Linked DNA regions of Mus musculus: all the other regions are linked to region 1. The links are chromatin loops, found by intact Hi-C in ENCODE. Cell type or tissue: left cerebral cortex. All regions are shown on one strand. Region 1 overlaps Cyth3 (cytohesin 3). Region 2 holds the start of Cyth3 (cytohesin 3). Region 3 overlaps Cyth3 (cytohesin 3). Region 4 has its middle 32 kb from the start of Fam220a.

Region 1 (5,000 bases):
ACGGCCATGTCACTAGAGGCTGTGTAGGCACTCGTGAGGCCTTTGGTACATAATCTTCACTTACTGATAAGTCTGATGTGCTAATTTGTTTTAAAAGTTCATTTCTATAGGCATAAGATGCTTGTTTGTAGCTTTTGGCTCATCAATGTCTTCTTTGGGTATTAACTGACCTCCCTGCATGAGTTGTTCTACTTTAGATCAAGTATTTTTAGTAATAAACTAGAAGCAGACCTGCCCTGACTAGGCAATGTTAGGCTTTAAATGCCCCCAACATTGGGAGTGGGCACCTGCTGCCACCGTCTTCCCACCTAGCCCCAGCTAAGCACAGCAGACGGCCCTTCAGGGACTGGTGATCCCCAGTAATCCCAGCCCTTCGAGCAGAGGGAAGAGATAGATCTAAGCATGAAGCCAGGCTAGGCTACATACACAGCAGGTCCTGATCTCAAAAACCAACAAAGACAAACAAACTAAAACCACCAGCAGACAGACCTTTAGCTGAGGTGAGAAAGTCACCTCGAGTGACAGGGGAGAGACCCATGAAAGGGCTGGGATACTTGTGGGCCTACCTGCAGACAGCACACATTCTTTTGAGGGCCAGGAAGGAATGACACTGGTGACAGAGAATGGTTCCAATGGGACACAGACCTGCCTGACTCTCAGTCACCCACTCCTGCTCTGTGTGCTTCTGCTGCACATCTGTCCAGATCATCAAGTTCACCCCTACGCCTCCTAAGTAGGGCTTTGGTCCACTTTAACATTTGGTGCCGTATGATCCCAAATGCCCGGGTGTCCCCATCCCTGTCCTCACTCGGCCCCCAGCAACCTGGGGTCAGTGCCTCTGTCCTTCAGCTCGCAGCTCAGGGGCTTGAGGGCCTCCTCAGCTTACCTCTCACCCAGGTAGTCTCCGATGACGGTCTTGTTCAGGCCCTCTCCTTTGTACAGAAACTGGGCGACATCCTCTGGGGAGCTCTGCAGCAGGTCGTTCTCAATTAGGAACTGAATGCCCTGAGGAACAAGGTGGAATGGAACATGCAGGTCAGGAGGGCCACTCACGATCCATTTTCACAGTTAGAACCCAACAGGTTTAGACACAGTGAAAATGCCAGAGACCTAGGAGGGCACACGGTCTGGTTTCATCCACTCGAGAAGGAGCCACTCTGTTTGTCAGGTATTACCCAAGCAGTTAAAAATCATCTTCACACTTGTAAAGCTAAGGGAAACATCTCGCTCCTGCTGCACAGACTTCGCTGTGGTGAGAGATGCTGTCAGCTGGGCAACCCAATGCCTGCCCCTAAGCACCAATCTCTGGAAACCTTGTATTTCTGTCTTATGTATGTGACTGCTTTGCCTGCATGGATGTCTGTGTACTACATGCATGCCTGGCAACTGCAGAGGCCAGAAGGAGGAGTCAGATCCTCTGAGACCGGAGTTACTGAAGGTCTGAGCTACCATGTGGGTGCTGGTAATTGGCCTCAGTCGTCCGGAAGAGCAGCTGAGCCATCTCTCCAGCAGCCCTTCCCCACCTTTTACAAGATAACTGTAAGTTATTAAACATAAGTAAACTTATGTTTACTTATGTGTGTGAGCCCACACACTGGCCATGATCAGAGGTCAACTTGCCATGGACTGGATCTGTGCATTTACCATGGTGTCCTGGGGATGGAACTCAGAGCTTCAGGCTTGGTGGGGCCTTTGCCTGATGACCTCCTTGTTCACTGCGATTGTGTGTCCCATGTGTGAGTGTCGTGTATGTGCCACAGTGCACAGCCTTCAGAGTCACACCCTGAGGCTGAACTCAGGTTACCAGGCTTGTGTGGCTTCCCATTCTGCCCCAACCCAACCCTTTTCAATGACCTAAGACATAGGCCTGGCCAAGCTGACATAAACGGAGGCCTGGAGGGATGCACGCTTCTACTGCCTTTCCTCTTTCTTTCCACCTTGAAGTCCATGCCATGACAGCACCACGGCGTCCCTCATGTGAGAGAGAGAAAGACTGGGATAAGCATCTTGTGCCTGTCACTTGGAAGACACTTATTGCCACAGCATCCACATGAGAAAATAAATTCCATTGTGTAACCAATTGGAGGGTGTGCGTGTGTTTGTTACCTGAAGCCAAAGACATGTTAACTGGCACACCGCCACTGAGCTTACACCAAGCAAACACATGCCTGCTTGAAGAACCTGCAAAGTGCACTGGCGGTTTTGAGAATGGGTCGTCCCGAGCCTAAATCAGCTGCACTACACCATCTCACGGGACTTCCAGGACCCATAATAGCAAACCTTCACCTTTCACACAACTTGAGAGCTGGTTTATACCAAGCTACCTTATTCCAGGCTGGGGAGAGCACTTGGGAGTCTGCTATCCATGTGCCAAGAGGCGTTTCTACAAACTCAGGGAGGCTTTTCCAGCTGAAACTCCCAGGCCTGCTGTGGCTTCCTCATCCACCCACAGTCCATCTGGCAGCCATATTTAGCATTCCCAAAAACTTCATACAGCAGCAGACAGCCAGTAAGAGAAAAGATAAAGATAGATGATGGAAGACTGCAACCGGGTGGAGAGAACAAAATGAACAAGAGCTCATAGACCTGGGACACAGCAAAAGACAGCGCAAGAGCACACGTGTGTAAATGCATTATGATCGCTGTGTGCGCGGTGCAGGCATGTGCATGTGCACATGTGGCTCATGCATGGAGGCCCTACGCTACTCTCATGTCTTCTTTGTGCTCCATTTTTAATTGTTGAGGCTGGGTCTCCCACTGAACCCAGAGCTACCAATCCTAGTCTATCTACTTAGCTACCTTGACCAGGGCTTTCCTGTCTCTGCCTCTCAAGTGTGGGTCCACTATGCCTACTCGGGTTTTGTGTGGGTTTGGAGGCTCAATCTCTGGTCCTCAAACGTGCACAGCAAACTCCACAGCCACGGAAGCCGCCTCCCCATCCCCAGGCAGGTGTATTTTCATTCTGCTTGCGCAAGGCTTAAAAAAGGAAAACCTAATTTTGGTGATCGTGTGGGATACCTGGGGGAATGGATCGGAGAAACAGTGGCCCCAGAAAGGTGGCCTACAACGTTCTGCAAGTACAGTTTGTTCTGGGCTGAGGGTTTTGTTTCTTAATTCGTCAGGAGGCTTCAGGACTTACATTTAAAATTTGTGGGCCATGCAACGTGCAGTTTAAATCTGACAGTCCTATGTTAACTCTTGTGTGTCTCTGAAGGGTCTATCTGGCCCCTTCTTGCTGCTTTTCTCTGCTTGCTGCCTCCACAAGCAAAGGGCCACTGCCACACCTGCTACCACACAATCTTCTGCCCCACCTCAGGCCCAGAGCATCCCGATGACCATGCCTGACTCTAAAACCATGGGCCCAATCTAATCTTTTTCCTTTAAACTCTGCTCAGTGATGAAATGTCTGATGCAGACTAAGCACAAATGGAGTCAAAAGCCAGATACCAAGCAAGTGGGTGTAAGAAAGTCTCCATCAGAGAGAGATACAGAAAGGAAGCAGAGGCCATGGGAGCAAGCCTGCTGAGTCCAGTCATCAATGTCCATAAAAGAGCAGTTAAGCCAGGTACTACGTAGTGTCACATGCCTGCACCCTCAGCACTTCAGAGGCTAAGGCAGGACGATCTTGAGTTCTAGGCCAGCCTGGACTACACAGTAAAAGGGAATGTGCACAGAAGAGAGAGAAAGCACAGAGGCTGGAGGCTATGTTCACAGCTAAGGCACACCGCTGTCAATCACCTACAGCTAGGATAGAGGCCTGGACAGACTCTCTATTCAAGTTTGAAAGGTATTTTGCTTGGACCTTCAGCTTGGACTCCTTGTCTCCTGTATGAGGATATATTTCTGTGTCTTAAGTTATCTAGTTTGGGGTAATTTGTTACAGAAGGTAAAGAGTACTAGACATTAAAAAAAAAAATCAAATGTCTCATTAGTAAAAAGGTTTTTGTTTTTTTGTTTTGTTTTGTTTTGTTTTTGAGACAGGGTTTTACTGTGAAGCCCTGGTTGGTCTGGAACTCACTTTGTGAACCAGGATGGCCTTGCAGTGAGTGATCTGTGTGCCTCTTCCTCTCTCTTCACTTCAGTCTTCCTCTAAGGGCATCTCACCCGAGAGGTGCTGGTGTGTGAGTCCTTCTGTGTATGTGCTTTGCCTCCATGTGTGTCTGTGCACCACAAACACACAAAGGCCAGAAAGGGCTTCAAGTTCTCTGCAACTGGAGTCATAGTGGATGTGAGTCACCCCGTGAGTGCCAGTCTCCAACCCACACACCTCGGACCACTAAACCGCCTCTCCGTCCCTGCTGGTATTACTTCTAACCTAGGTAATTTAGCCAAGTCAACAGCTTACTCTTCTCATCCCTTAGCTGGGAGATTTTTTTGGGGGCGGGTCTTTCGGAAGGAAGAGTTCATGAAACTCTGAAGCCAGGCCAAACCCGCCATGACCACGCCAAACCCGCCATGATCACACCAAACCCGCCATGACCACACCAAACCCGCCATGACCACACCAAACCCGCCATGACCACACCAAACCCGCCATGACCACACCAAACCCGCCATGACCACACCAAACCCGCCATGATCACACCAAACCCGCCATGACCACACCAAACCCGCCATGACCACACCAAACCCGCCATGATCACACCAAACCCGCCATGACCACACCAAACCCGCCATGACCACACCAAACCCGCCATGATCACACCAAACCCGCCATGATCACACCAAACCCGCCACGACCACACCAAACCCGCCATGATCACACCTTCTTCTGGAAATGTATAAACCTTAGTTTCACCCTGCTTTTCATGGCAGCCCAAAATCTTGACATTTAAACCTGTATGTGCCTCTCAATACCTAGAAAACCTCAGCAGTTTTTATTCCTCTCCTTTCTTATAAAATATACTGAGCGAATTTGGGTCTTCTAAAATACATTTTTTCATAGAACTCTCTTCTTGTTTAGACTTGGGGTTTGTTGGTTTCTTTTTGTCTTTTGTGTG
Region 2 (5,000 bases), 67 kb after region 1:
ACTTCCTTAAAAAACAAAAAAAAACAAAACCCAGAAACTAGCACACAATTTATATTTTCGTACTTTGCTTCTGTAGTTTAGCAAAACATCATGGAGGTGTGTCTGTATCAACTCAGTTGCCTCTTTCCTCAACTCTGTAGCTTCGGAGTCACCATCCCCTATATTAAGAATTTATTCTCCCGAGTCTTATGCTGATAAGACATTCAAGGCAATGAATAATCTTTTGCTTTTATTGCCTCACACAAACACAAATGTATTCCCACATTAAATTCCTAGAACTGCACAGTTGGGTCTGAGGACTTACAGTGTGATTTTAAAAGATAGTGTCCTGCATTTCCCATAGATATCAGGGTCTAAACAGGGTAAACAGCCATCTCTTTAAGGCTCTGAAGTAGAGGGAAATTGGCCTAGGGAATTGGTTACGCATGTGACAGAAAAACAGGAAACAGTAAGACAACGCAGAGACCAGGAGGAGCCACCAGATCTCCCTTCTGTTGGGAGTTTGAAGACAGAAGGCATTTCCAGAGCTCGGAGCTTAGGAAAGCCAGGAGTTAGAAGCAGAGACCCTGTGGCAGGAGCAGGAGCAAGAATAAAGGAGGAGCAGCTGCAGAGACGCGGCCTGGGGCAAGAACCTTACCCGAGAACCTAGGTTCTCCTTCCTTCAGCTTCCAAACTCCCCAGTAGCTCCCACTGGCCAAACCCAGCCGGCAAGACCACTCACAGAATGTCTGGGAAATACACCTGCAGGTCACGGTCCCTCCCCAAGGCAAGAGCAAGAAACAGATCTGAGCCAACAGGACCCAGGCAGGGTACATTAACCCTTCCTGAGAGCTGTGACTAATTTGCAGTGCCGCCGGCAAAGGCTAAAGGCCTTACCAACAGTGTTTTCGAACTTCAGGCTTAGCACTTGACTGATAGGTCAAAGTGGTGCTCTCAACCCAGCTTTGCTTTCCTGGTTATTGAGTTCCCTGAACTTCAGAGCGCCTGAGCACAAACTGCGCCTGCACCCACACAGACGGGAGCTGCAGCGGGTACAAGTCAGACCCATCACCTCATCGGTCCCAGCGGCACATTCAGAAACATGCATCTGGCAACGGTACAAGGCCAAACTAGCCAGTAGAGGCCTAGTTCAAGAACTGTGCTAGATACTCTGGAAGGGAAAACACCTTAACTACACTCTGCACACACTACAAGGAACAATGTGTTCCTGTAATCTTGTACCCCCACTCGTTCCTCCTGGTAACCGCCCTCCAGCCATTCCTGCGCCATCCTTTCCTTATCGCACACGGCAAAGAACAAATAATTCAAGCCTGGACAAAAAGTTCAGTTATAAAAACTACAATTTCTGAAGTCCTTTTTGCCTGATCAACACAGTAACAATAAAGAAAATCTTTCCAATCACTTTTGGTCTATTTGAATAAATTTAGCTTTTTTTTTTTTTTAATCTTCTAAGAAAGCTGAAACAGGGGTCCCAGATGTAGATTAAAGGCTCTCCTATACTCTAATGATATGCCAAATAATGCTATGCTTTGTAACTGCCTGCAACTGCAACAGTTTTATCAAAGGGCCAACAAAAACAAAACAGAACAAAACAAAATCTTTTCTCTAAGCAAAGCAGCTGTTTTGAAAATGGAAATGGGATAACTACAAGAACTCTATGTGAACTTCAAATCTCCACAGATAAAGGGTCACACAGAGGCCACCAAGTTCACACAGTAAGTATACAGTAACTCACATGTTTAAGTTGTGAGAGATTTTCACTGGGTTCGAAGCTCTAAGACTGCCAAAAGCATCCCTAAGTATCTTTCCATAATGTGAGGAGGAAAGATTTTTTTTGATAAGCTAAATCAATAAAAATTAAAAAGCTGTTTCCTATCATATAGCACACTGTCTGGCATTTCAGTAGAAAAAAAAAAATCAATAAATCTCTTCATTGTCAAATGTTCCAGGAAGGTGAATTAAATCACCCTGTATGTTTAGAATATCCACATCTTTCATAAGCTGAGGGTTTTTTTTTTCAAATTTGAAAGCATGTGTTATTATTCAAGAAAAATCCATAATGATAGCAGTCTTTACACTGTTTAGACCAGAATGTACAAAATAACTGCTTATTCTTGGTTACTTTTTAAGATTGTGTGTGTGCACAAGCTTGTTGCTGCTTGCCTAAGGAGGTCAGAAGACAACTGTGGGCGTCAGTTCCCATGTGGCTCCCCAAGAGTCAACTCCAGCTGTCCGCATTACTTGTAATGTCTCCCTGAAGTAATCTTACCTGACAGCCGTTACTGTTTCTCATTTTTAAACTTTTTACCATGGAATACAGTATCATTGAATATAACATCTTTTTTAATTTTAACATCCTCTGGTATATTGATATACCCAGAGATATTGATAGTCCAGAGATAGCTTTAAGCCTTTTTGACACTTTAATATTGACCTTTACTATACTTCTAAATTCTATGAACTGCTGAAACACACTGGTTTCTAAGTTTTCCCCACTGTATCTGCTTTTACCTTCAGCTCAGCCACGTGTTGACTCAACAGACTGTGTAGCACCTGCAGAGCAATCGCCAGCTCAGCTAGCTTCCTAGATCCCAATGTCAAATTGCCACTGTCTTTTTTTCTAAACGACAATGTCAGACTGTGCTATAGGCGAAAGGCAAGGCATCCTCAGGGACCCAGTGCCTCCAGACCGGCAGCCGGTATGTAGGAGGGTTTGCAACTGGGTTCTTTCTTTTCATAAACAAAACACCCACTCGATGCCACTGTGCTACCCCTGGCTTTTACTATGAGAACTGAACTTGGCAAATGCCACGAGGAGTGCCAACTTCCTACAGCCCAGCCACTTCGTCTCTTTCACAGGGAAGAAAAAAAAAAATCTGAGAAGCTCTGGAATTCTAGAAGGCACCTTGATTAACCACTTCACGAGGAAGTCTTCAATACTGCTGATTCTTACAGGCAGCTGCTCCAGCAGCCTGTAATTAAGACTTCTTTTTCCCCCTAAACACTCCCTTATTACATGGGATTCTGATCATTCTGTCAGCAAAAAAGGAAGATCGTTCCTCAAAGTCCAGACAGCTTCAACTTGGGGTGTTTGGGTAAAAAATGACGGGTACATTATTAACCCTTTGCTTACTTCAAGTAAAGTCCCACTCCACAAACGGTGACTCTTGATGTTTTGGGAAACCAAATTCATGAAATGACACAACAGGAATCTGTACTCCGTTGAGTAATTTGCAACCGGCTCATTTGCAGCAGGGTGGAACTCAAAGTCAGGCACATACATACAGCCTGAGCAACACGGAGAACTGATAGCCCACCTCTGGAAGGGTGTCTGTCACAGGCACCTGTCCAGGAGTCTAACAGTCTCGCTGCTGTGGCTCCCGCATCCCACCCTCGGCTTTAAAGGAATCCCACCTGACCCCTTTAATTTCTTAATTATATTTTCCATTTGGTGGTGTTGGGGATCAAACTCAGCGTCCTGGGCATGCTAGACAATGATTCTATCATTTGTGCTATTTGGCCCCCTTTTTATTTTTACACCCGACCCCTTCTCTGTAGCATTTTTTCTTTTCTATTTGATAAAAAAATGCATACTCAGACCTGGACTGGAGCTGCCTGCCCCTCATGTCCTTTAAGCCATTCCCAATGAGTACTTCTGATCTAAAAATCAGAGACGTGGTCATGACTTCCAACCTTCCTCCTCTCCCCCGACCGATCCACCCCACCCTCCGGGCCCTCCGAGTCCTCCAAATTGAAAACTTTCCCCTCCCCATCCAGGAGCTCCCAAGCTCCAGACACCTGAGGAGAGCTGAAAAGGAGAGGGGCCCGTCCGAAACAGCTGGGCTAGGGAGGGCGTGGACGCCCTTGGCAATGAGACGCTGGGAAGGTCGCCCCGCAGAGTGGCCCCATCTCAGAAAGGCGACCTGGAGCTGTGCTGCGGAGACCCCGGCCTCGAACCCGCGACCCGCGACCGCGCTGGGCGACGACCCCGCGGTCTCCGACATGTCCTCTCACCAGGGCAGCGAAGCCCGAGTCCCCGCCTTACCCCGCGCACCTCCCCACGGTCGCCGCCACCCCACCCGACACCCGGCCCCACGTCTCAAGCCTGGGCTCTCAACAGCGCGACCCTCGGCCTCAGGGCCGCCCAGAGAGCCGGCCACACCTCCATCACTCACCGCTGCCGCCCTCACCGCCACCGCCTTCGTCCATTTTGAGGCCACTCCCCGCCAGCCGGCGAGCCCGGAGCCGGCGGGAGCGACTGGGCTGAACGCCGGGACTAAGAGAAGTGGTCGCGGGGAGAACCGGAGAGCTCCTCAGCGAGCGCGGCCCGGGTCGCGGCCGGGCCTCCACGGAGGGCCGGGCGGAGCCTCACTGCTCCGGCGCCATCACGTGACACAAAACCACGCCTCCCCTGTCGGTGTGGGCGGAGCCTAGACGCCGAGCGGTCCCGCCCACCAGACTCCGCCCGGCCTTGCAGTAGCTGCAGTAGCTGCTTAGCTAGGAGACTTGGATCCTGCAGCGCAGCACTCTCCCTCGAACCTCCTGTCTGCCCCTCTAGAGCATCCTGGAGAGGAAGCCGGGTCTATCAGGAGCACGAGGACGCCCTGCTCTACAAAACCTGATGGCTAAGGGCTGCGACTCGCAAATGCATAGAGTAGGGAGTGAGAAACTATCTGAAAAGGAAGGCTGATGATTGGCTCAAGTGGCCCCCACTTAAAGGCAGAAGGAAAGAACTGACTATAAAGTTTTACTGTGACCGCAGCATGCGTGGGCGTCCACACATGACATACACACAGTAATAATTGTGTGGGGATGTAGTTCTGTTGTTAAGAGCACTCGCTGCTCTTGAAGAGAATCAGAGTTTGGTTCTCAGCACCCACAGAACCCTTGTAACTATGACTACAAAAAGGATCCAATACTTCCGGCCTCCAAGGGCACCTGCACTCATATGACGGTTATCTGGCACACTCTTACCTCCACCCACATCAGGCATGCTTGTA
Region 3 (5,000 bases), 49 kb after region 1:
TGTTTTGGTTTCAATATCACAGCTTTCTCATTTAAGTTCTTTCACCTTTTTTGCCATTAATAAGACAGACCCTTCCTCTGTTGCCAGGCTGACCCTGAATGCTCCCATTTCAGGCTCTCTGGAAGCTGGTTTCAGGCACACCAATTAAGTCTTTTAGTTGAGGGTCTACTATGAAAACATTGTCTCTTTTTACAGAAAAACTCCTAAATGACATCACATCCTTGAACAGAAAGGACACTCTGGTGCCTGTCCAAGGATAGGTGAGCTCCCACTGAGGCCACATGCTACCTCTACCCTTTGCGTGTGCATGTGTGCAAGAATCCAGAGGTCGATGTAGTGTGCGTTCTTTTCGCTCTTGGTCTTACTTCTGAGACAGATGGCGGTAGACCAATGAGTTCCAGGGCTTCTCTGTTCCCCAGCGCTGGGCTACTGATGGATGCTCCACACCTGGCTTTCCGCGTCCGTGCTGGGGATAAGACTCAGCTCCTCGTGTCTACACAGCAGCTTTCGTGGACTGAGCTGGCTCCCACACTCCTAGCTCTCCCTTCTTTGTAGATTCAGAGAACTCCTTTCTGTTGTCTTTACAAGTTAGCAATGAGGGTGATTGATTCTTGGATACAATCTTTCTCCTAAAAACTTTCAGTCTTACTCTATCCAACAATATTGTAGGAAAGTCTAAAAGCATCCTGACTTCCCCCTTCCTAGGTAACCTACACACACACACACACACACACACACACACACACACTTGCTTTAGTTGGGCTGTTTTGGGTCCTTTATCCTGATATGTCTTTCTTACTACTATTTCAGCTAACGCAGAATAAGCCCACTGAATAGACAAAAGCATCTGGTGTTTTTCTTTCAAGTCAAAGACTTTCTCCATTGTACCTCTGATTACTGTTTCCATTTTGTTTTGGTATCTTCTCAGGAACAATACTTATTTAGATCACAGCACTAATTTATGTGCCACATGGCCAGTTTTCTTCCTCACAGATCCTAGTAGAGTTTAAAATTCTGCAAATGCATTTAGTAATCGTATTTTCTTTCTCTTGGCTTATTCATTTCACTTCATAATTCTGTCTCTCATCTCAATAAACTAGTTTTCAACTTGGCCTATGGCCTTTTTCATCTCTGTCGTGTGTGTGTGTGTGTATGTATATGCACACAAGCATGCCCGTGTCATGCGTATGCAGTGGCTATGAGGCCAGAAGAGGGTAGTGGATCCCCTGGAGTCATGGGAAGAGGGTGCTAGGAACCTTGCAAGAGCAGTAAGCACTCTCAACTACTGAGCCTTCTCCCTATCCCCACCCCCTTTAACTTTTTTTTTTTTTTTTTTCGGTTTTTCGAGACAAGGTTTCTCTGTGTAGCCCTGGCTGTCCTGGAACTCACTCTGTAGACCAGGCTGGCCTCGAACTCAGAAATCCACCTGCCTCTGCCTCCCGAGTGCTGGGATCCCCTTTAAAATCAACAAAATTACATTTTACCTAAAATTTTCTTCAAGTTTTTATAGTTCATTTTCTCTCATAATCACATTTCAGAATCTGTATCCCCCTTCATTTTATTTTGGCAGCAAGCTGTTGCTATTATTATTGAACAATGGCTTCCAAGCCCGAGCTTCCCCACCCACCCCCAAACAGAGTGGCTGGCCCTGCTTGTAACACCGCCAAGTTTGGCTGGGTTTGTTTTGTTTTACTTTTCTACCTCGCATGTGTGAGCAGGAGGGGCTGTGCACACCTCAACCACAGGAGCACTCCTGGGGTAGTCCAGCTTCACCCCTCAGACATTTTGTCAGAGTCTCCTAGGATAAACCCATCCTGTTGATTCTGGATCCTGATGTCTGTACCTAACTCTGACCTGGTTTCCACTCCAGGTGGCTGGATTGCTGCCCATTGCTCCAGGGGAGAGACTGCAGCGTGGAGGCAGCAGCCTTAGTACGTCTGAGCATATGGAGTGCACATGTGTCCAATGGCCTCCCAGTCCAGCAGCTCCTGATGTTAATTACTGTGCAGGAACAAATCCACCCCTGGCTGTCTGAACTCACTTGGGATCCATCATCCAGGCTTTTTCCTACTTCCCAAATTAGCAGAGCCCATATCACAGTTTACATTGTTTCTCGCAGCACTGAATGCTTAGGAAACAGTAAATGAGTCAGGCCCTGGTATTTCTTCACCCGATCCCACCTATTATGATTCAGCTTTTCACTCTCTTTCCTCTCAGTCACTTCTATCAGAAGCTGCTGATTCAGGAGGCAGGAAGACTGAAGTCAGGGGAACTCCAGCACCTATTCACTCACCCCATGTAAGTTGCCAATGATCATGTTTTAAAGTGTTCTTCCATCTTTTCAATTCTCTTTCTTTTGGCGTCAGCTATTCTTTCTAAAAATATTTTGAATTAAATCTCTCTCATGCTAATGGGTTTTTCCACCCATCTGGATATCCTTGTTGTCTGTACACATTTAAAAGTGAGATACCATTAGCGATGTGGCATCCTTCAGTGTTGTAGGCAAGTGTCTTCCCTCAGTAGATTCCCTCTTAAGGTTTGCATTTTGAGTTGAGAAAGTACATTAACTTTGGGGTTCATAAGCAAAGCCTAGACACTACCTTCCATCATGGTGAAAGGTGAGATAAAGTCTGACAAGCTCAGAAGCCCTCAGAAGGCAAAAATAAAAATAAGCAACTTTATTTGGGTTCTCAGGATATGTCCAGAGAGCCCCAATTCCCCTCTAGACAGAGAACTCAACTTTCATAGAGAAATGTTTGCCTAAGAATAAATATCTATCAACTATGCCCTTACTAAAGAGGAAAAGGTGCAAACGGAGGGAAGAGTCTGGGGAACATTGGGGCACAATGGCTTCCAGATGGCCTTTTGAATCCAGTTTGTGTGTGAAACAATTCCCACACTGGCTGCCCTTGCACAAGCATAGCCCTGCAAGAGGCTGCCAAGAGCCTTTCCTGCTTCTTCTAAACGCCCATTCCCACACTGCGCCCATTCTCACACTGCATGGTGGTGCCACAGATCATCATCCCAACACTCTGGGGGGAGGCAGAAGTATCAATTCAAAGCCCATCTTGGCTACAAAAGAACTCCCTCAAAAAATAACCCTCATTCTGTGTGATGTGTTGGTAGGTTTCCAATGTCTTGTTCCTTCTAACAGCTTAACTCTCCCTCTCTACAAAAGGGTCTGTCCTTGAATTTGTCTCCACTTAAACTATAGCATAACTGCCAATGAAGTCCTATGTATCAGAGGGGTGTAGTGCCATGCACCTTTAATCTCTGGAGGTAGAGGCAGTGGACTCTATGTGAGTCCAAGTTAGGTCTAATCTATAAAACGATACTCTGTTTCAAAGAGCTATTTGATATACATACATATCATGAGATGATTATCATTCAAGCCAATTAAAATGGCCACCTCCAACAGTTACCAAATGTGATAAAAACTAAAACTGATGAATTTCAAGTATATGATACAGTACTAAGCAGTCACCATGCTATACAATAGCTATCCAGAATTTACTTACAATGCAACCATCTCACTACCTGCCCCATCCCCTTTTCCTAGCCTGTCCTGTTGGGAGTTGTTTTTAACTTTGCTATCTGTCAGAACTTCAGAGTGAACAGGGGCTGACGGTCTGGCATCCAATGTCCCTCAGAAATAGATCTCCCACAGCTCTGTTCATTTAGCTCAGCTTCTTGTATCTATGCACTGGCCTTCAGAGTAAACACCTTCCAGACAACCTGCTTCTGCCTCACATGCTACTGCTGCCCATACACACCGAGAGGACACGACCACAGTCCTGCTCCACGTGTAGTGATGCCTACCTAAAACACAACTGCATCTTCTCTTGTGTACTCTCATGTGCACTGGGCTTCCCCATCACTCTTCACTCTTTTTATTGGGGTAGGGAAGGGGCACCCCATGGCCTGTCTGTGGAAGTCAGAGGACAACTTTCGGGAATTGGTTCTCACCTCCTCACTTGCTGAGGTAGGCCCTCACTTGTTTCTGCAGGTCAGCTGGATAGAGAACGTGTGCACAAGTCTCCTGACTCTGCCTCCCATCTCACAGGGCAGTGCTGGGATTAAGGGTGCTTGCTTGCCACTGCGCCAGCTTTCTTCCATAAGTTCCAGAAACTGACCTCAGTTTCTCAGACTTGGGCACCAGGCACGCTTGCCCACCAAGCCATGCATCGGCCCCTTGCCTTACTCTTTGGTACAAACTCTGATGAACCCAGAGCTTGCCTTTTCACTAGACTGGCTGAACAACAAGGACTTTCTCTGCCTGTCTCAAGTCCCCAGGCTTGGAATTACAGGTGCCTATCCAGCTTTAATTTAATTTAACTCATGTTTGTACAACAAGTACTTTCAACAGTTGAGCCATCTCTCTAGCCCTGCACTTCAACATTTGTCAATGTGACAAAAATTCAAGCAAATCTAAAAGCCTTCAGGATAATAGACCAGCCACAAGTTCAAGCACAACACACACCGAGGACACAAGGCGAGCAGACTCCCACCACTCGCAAAGCTCAAACCAATCAGCTCCTCACAGGAGTCGCACGGTGCTGGCTGCTGCGTCTATAACTTGCATGAGCCTGGGACACTGCAACCTGCCACAGCATAAATGAATCTGCCAGGGGAAAGGAGTGGAGCACAAAGGCCCTGTGGTCTACAACCACACTAATATGAAATGGAGTAGATAAGTGGTTGCCAGATGGAGAGACTGTTGGAGGTAAGGACAGACTTGTGAGATGATAAAAATTTTCTAAAACTGGGACAGTGCTGATAGTTCAACGTTTGTAAAAACTGAGACAAGTGTCTCATATAACCCAGGCTGGTCTTGACCTCTCTGTATAACTGAGGGTGACTTTAAACTCCTAACCTTCCTACCTCCACCTCCATATCCCACCCCAACCGCTCCCCACACTGGCATGATAGGTCTGTACCCCCACATCCAGTTTCCATAGCACTAGGGATGGAATATATGAATTCTGTCATGCTACGCAAGC
Region 4 (5,000 bases), 110 kb after region 1:
TCTTTCAGTTCTGGAGATGAAACTCAGTACTTTGTGCATGCTAGTTAAATCCTAGAATACTCATTGGGGCATTTTAGGCAAGTATTGTCATTGAACCATGTCACTGGAGGATTCTAGGCAGGGGCTCTACCACTGAGCCACGCCCCCAGCCCCTCATTGGGGGATTCTAGGCAGGGGCTCTACCACTGAGCCACGCCCCCAGCCCCTCACTGGGGGATTCTAGGCAGGTGCTCTACCACAGAATTATGCCTACAACATGCCCCCCCCCCATTTTTTTTTTTTGCTTGTTTTTGGTTTTGTGTGATACAGAGTCTCAGAGTACAAGCTGACCTTGAGTTTACTATGTTGCTTGAACATCTCTAAGCCAAGAACCTCCTCCCTCAGACTCCTTAGCACTAAGGCTACAGGCATGCACCACCACACCCAGCAAAGCTACTTCTCCCCTCCTCCTTTTTTTTTTTTTTTTTCAAAAGAGGGTTTCTCTGTGTCGTCCTGGCTGTCCTGGAATTCACTGTGTAGACCAGGCTGGACTCAAACTCAGAAATCTGCCTGCCTCTACCTCACAAGTGCTGAGACCAAAGGTGTGCGCCACTACTGCCCCGAGCAAAGCTACCTCTTAAATCAAATAGGAGAAAGGGTGTGGAGTGGCATACAGTTTGGGCTCAGGTGTGCTTCATTTATCATTGATGAAGGTTAACTTTCTGCTTAAAAATAGAAAATTCCGCTCTAGCAGGGAATTCACTCCTCAGAGCGGCTCACAGCGATCCTCCTTTTCTGTTTCTGCTCCTCTCAGAGCAACGAATCTATCGCCTGCATTTCCCACGTTGGCGCTATTTAGCAACTGGCTATTTTTGCTAATCTTTTGGATTAGGCTTTGAACTGCTAGAGAATCACCGCCTTAAAAAGGAAATGTTTCTGCCTTAGAGCTTCTACTCTGGTGGAATAGCAATGATCAGTCCAAAAAAATAAAAAAATAAAAGTGCTGTGCAAGTAGCCAGTGGCTTACCTCAAAATGGGTCCCAGCAAGCAGCTAAAAATAAGCCCTTAAGGAACAGCAAAGCATAGGCCAGGCACGATGGGACCAAAAGACCCTTCTGGAGTTGAGGAATCTCAAGACCCAAAAGCTAACCAGCTCTTAGCTTACTTTGATCTAGTACAAAGACCAAGGCTGATGCAGATATATTGTATATATGAAGCAAAATGTTACCCTGCCCCTTATAAATATGTTCAATTGTAACATACCACTCAAAAGGAAATACAGGCTGGGGAGTGTGACTCAGCAGTACAGTGCCTGCCTAGAATCCCCCAGTGAGGGGCTGGTGGTGTGGCTCAGTGGTAGAGCCCCTGCCTAGAATCCCCCAGTGAGGGGCTGGGGCGTGGCTCAGTGGGTATAGTATAATCTAGGTGCAGTGGTACCTGCCTCTGAACTCAACACTTAGGAGAAAGAGGTGGGGAGATCAAGAGTTCAAGTCAAGCTTCAGCTACAACCATAGCAAATGTCAGGCCACCCTGGGCTACAACAGATCCCTTCTCAGTAACAAAAAGTCCACAACTCAATATCTTGTCACATGTGCATTGAGTTAAGCAAACAGCATTACTGTCACTACCCTCAACTTTTTCATCACCCCCCTCCCCAAAAAATCCCCTGAATCTTACTCATCTTTCCCCCTTAGTCCTCTGAACCTTGCCCCAGTCCCTGGCAACCACTGTCCTATTTGCCGTCTGTGTAGAGCCACTTTGCCTGACATTTCATATGAGCACAATTATGCAATCGGTGACCTTTATGTCTAGCCTCTCTACATGCTTCCAGAATTCATGGGAGTTGTAGCATATATGAATTCCCCATTCTTACTAGGTATCAGGTAGGGGACTTACCCTGCTGACCAACCCACTGATCCATACCCTGAATCCCACTTCTCTCAGTGTGTGTGTGTGTGTGTGTGTGTGTGTGTGTGTGTGTGTGTGTGTCTGTGTGTGTCTGTGTCTTGCACACACACACCTGCTTATGCAGGCCAGAGCTTAGCCTCAGGTGTTGTTCCCATGGCTTTATCTACATTGTTTATGGTCAAGAAGGCTAGGCTGGCTGGCCGCTTAGCCCCAGGGATCCTCCTGTCTGCTTCTCTAGTGCAACACACCTGGCTTTCGCACACGGGTTCTAGGGCCCAAATTTAGGTCCCCAGGTTTGCACAGCAAGTGCTTGAGACTGACTCATCCCAGCTCCCTGTCATTCATTTACACACTTCTTCCCTTTCAGGTTTTGGAGCTCCAACCCCAGGTCTCACATATGCTAGGCAAACTCTCTGTCACTGAACGACATCCTCTGGCCAAAGTAGGTAGCATTTGGGGCTGGGGAGATGGCTCAGCAGTGAAGAGCACTGCCCACTTTTACAGAAGAACTGGGTTCCAGTCCCAGCCCCTACACGGCAGCCCCCAACCATCCTAACTCCTGTTCCAGGTGATCTGATGCCCTCCTCTGGCCTCCACGGGTATCAAGCACGCACATGGGTGCACAGACATACTACAGGCAAAGCATCCAAACACAGAAAACAAGAATACAGACAAAGCACAGCCATTTGTTTCTCGCCACTCTGGAGGCAGAAAGCTCCAAGATCATGGAGCTGATGAGATGGCTCTACAGCTGAGAGCACTTGCTGTCAAAGGACTCAGGTTAGGTTCCCAGTACACACACTGGGCAGCTCACAATGTCCTGTAACTCCAGATCACGGAGTCTTGTGTGTAACTCTCTGAGGAATCACCAAGCTGTTTCCCCAATGCAGCAACAGCCCCCACATTCCCACCAACAGCATCCCAGGGCTCCAATTTCTCTACATCCTCCCCCAAGCTTCCCATGACTCTCGGGTGATAGCCAGTCTAGTACATGCAATCTGCACTTCCCTTGTGGCCAGATGCTGAATGCAGTTTCGCTTGAGTTGGTCGCAGATATGACTCATCTCTTGTTCCCCATTCACGCTGAAAGGACAAGAGTGAGTACGGTAAGTTCTCCCCTCCCTGGATGGCTCCACATTCTTACAAGCTTGAGGATGTCATCCTGACCCTCAAGATTAGAGAAGGGGAAGAGACCAAATCAGCCTGTGTCTAGTACATGGATGTGCCTCGGTCTTCTCACTTAATCTTTGCATTGACTCTGGGAGGATGATAGTACAATATCTGTGTATGTGCACGTGCGCGTGCACACAGGCAGGAGTGTGCAGACATGTGCAAGTGGGGTGTGTGTGTGTTATAGTGAATGGAACACAGGTCTTTGCATATGCTAGGTAGGCTGTCTGAGACTTGAGCCACAACCCCAGTCCCTCACTGGGGGATTCTAGGCAGGAGCTCTACCACTGAGCCATGCCCCCAGCCCTTCACTTGGGGATTTTAGGCAGGGGCTCTACCACTGAGCTACATTCCCAGTATAAGGCCCTCTGTCCTAGCTAGTTTTATGTCTGTTTGACACAAGCTAGAGTCATTTTAGAAGAGGGAACCTCAATTGAGAAAGTGTCCACACTAGACTGGCCTGTGGTACATTTTCTTGATTGATGACTGACATGGCAGGGTCCTGCTCAATGTGGTGACACTATCCCTGGGCTGATGGTCCTGGGTTCTGTAAGAAAACAGGCTGAGAAAGTCATGTAAGTAGCACTCCTTCAGGGCCTCTGCATAAGCTCTTGCCTCCTGGTTGCTGCCCTGTTTGAGTTCCTGCCATGACTTCCTTTAATGGTGGACTGTGATGTACAACTATTGGCTGAAGTAAACCCTCCCCTCCCCAAGTTGTTTTTGGGCCTTGTGTTTTATCCCAGCAGCAGAAACCCTAAGTAAGACAAGCTTCCTTACGTAGCCCAGAGTGCCTTCAAATGTGCAATCCTCCTGTCTAGAGAGATCCTAGTCTTACAGACATGTGCCACTGTACCTGGTGCAGCCTGGACTTGGCAAATAAGGAAAGCATGAACACAGCATTGAAGGAGATGCTGCTGAGAGATCAGCTGAGGCTGACCCTGGGTGTACATGTCTGTCTCCTTTGTGATCTTGCCCCCGGGGATCCCTGCAGTAACAAACATAGGAGCTGACAGTCTTGAGTCTGTGTGACACATTCTCACGAGCTGTTATTTAGATGTTATTAGTCTCCAAAAGCGCATGTATTGGAGAGTTGGCCTCCAGAATAGTGGCAGTGGGAAGTGGCACATGTTTTAAGACTGGGTCTTGTGGGAGGTCCTTGGATCATACAACAGACCCTTCAGGTGTCATTTCCTGTGAGGAACTGAGCATTGAGAGATAGAAGGCCCCACCCATAGACATAGATCCTACAGATCTATAGGGTATTGCCATGGTCAGCTTTGTCACCTTAATACAACCTAGAATCTCCTGGGATGAGTGTTTGTTTGTTTTGATTTTGTTCAAGACAAGGTTTCACTGTGTATCCCTGGCTGTCCTGGAACTCACAGAGACCCATTTGCCTCTGCCTTCTGAGTTTCTCCACCCAGCTGGGATGAGAGTCTTCATGAGGGATTGTCTACCTTGGGTTGACCTGTGAGCATGTCTGTGAAGGACTGTCTTAAGTTAGTTGATGTGGGAAGTCCTAGTCCAGTATAGGCGTCACCATCCCCTAGGCGGGGGGCCTGAGCCATTCTATGAGTGCAGGAATCAAGGTGAGCACACGGAAGCAAACAAGCTTTCATTTTTCACCCTAAATCTTCTCAGTAAAACTCCCACTTAGTAGCTAAAACAATTAGTGCATATTTCTCCATTTGTCATCATAAGTAAGAGGATCATTGTTTATATTAGAACTTGTAATGAGGTCCAGCAAGGTGGCTCAGGCAGTAAAAGTGCTTTCCACCAAGCCCCATGACCTGAGTCGGATGCCCCAGATCCACATGGTAGAAAGGAACTGACTCCAGCAATTGTCCTGTGATTTCCACATGTGCCTCCCACACCCCAACAAATAAATAAGACCAAAGACAACAGAATTTACAATGTATCACTTGAAGCATCAAAGAGAAAAT

Evidence for each region. Peaks named below come from ENCODE experiments on the same cell type or tissue, not always from the same donor. Only the 100,000 strongest peaks of a DNase experiment are listed, where the experiment ranks them.
Region 2: a loop joins it to region 1, with 3 times the contacts of the local background. A loop is called at or near these places in 10 of 42 quality-filtered maps.
Region 3: it touches region 1 in a loop (2.5-fold over the local background); 6 of 42 quality-filtered maps call a loop at or near these places.
Region 4: a loop joins it to region 1, with 2.6 times the contacts of the local background. A loop is called at or near these places in 15 of 42 quality-filtered maps.

Annotation. Positions count from the first base shown.
Region 1 is chr5:143,688,553-143,693,552 of GRCm38, reverse strand. It overlaps Cyth3 (cytohesin 3), which reads right to left. Exons shown (of 13, transcript NM_011182.4): 5 at 887-1,005. Among named protein-coding and RNA genes, the nearest start is that of Usp42, 41 kb to the left of the region's middle. In left cerebral cortex, no CTCF peak of the experiment used is centred here; DNase peaks (open chromatin) are centred at 2,445 and 2,983; H3K27ac peaks cover 2,506 bases.
Region 2 is chr5:143,621,849-143,626,848 of GRCm38, reverse strand. It overlaps Cyth3 (cytohesin 3), which reads right to left and starts at 4,402. Exons shown (of 13, transcript NM_011182.4): 1 at 4,176-4,402. The coding sequence starts at 4,209. In left cerebral cortex, a CTCF peak has its summit at 2,755; DNase peaks (open chromatin) are centred at 2,776, 3,864 and 4,429; H3K4me3 peaks cover 2,961 bases; H3K27ac peaks cover 4,300 bases.
Region 3 is chr5:143,639,601-143,644,600 of GRCm38, reverse strand. The region is part of intron 1 of Cyth3 (cytohesin 3); the gene reads right to left. Among named protein-coding and RNA genes, the nearest start is that of Cyth3, 20 kb to the right of the region's middle. In left cerebral cortex, no CTCF peak of the experiment used is centred here; a DNase peak (open chromatin) is centred at 2,126; H3K27ac peaks cover 640 bases.
Region 4 is chr5:143,577,904-143,582,903 of GRCm38, reverse strand. No RefSeq gene overlaps it. Among named protein-coding and RNA genes, the nearest start is that of Fam220a, 32 kb to the right of the region's middle. In left cerebral cortex, CTCF peaks have their summits at 841 and 2,902; DNase peaks (open chromatin) are centred at 833 and 2,871.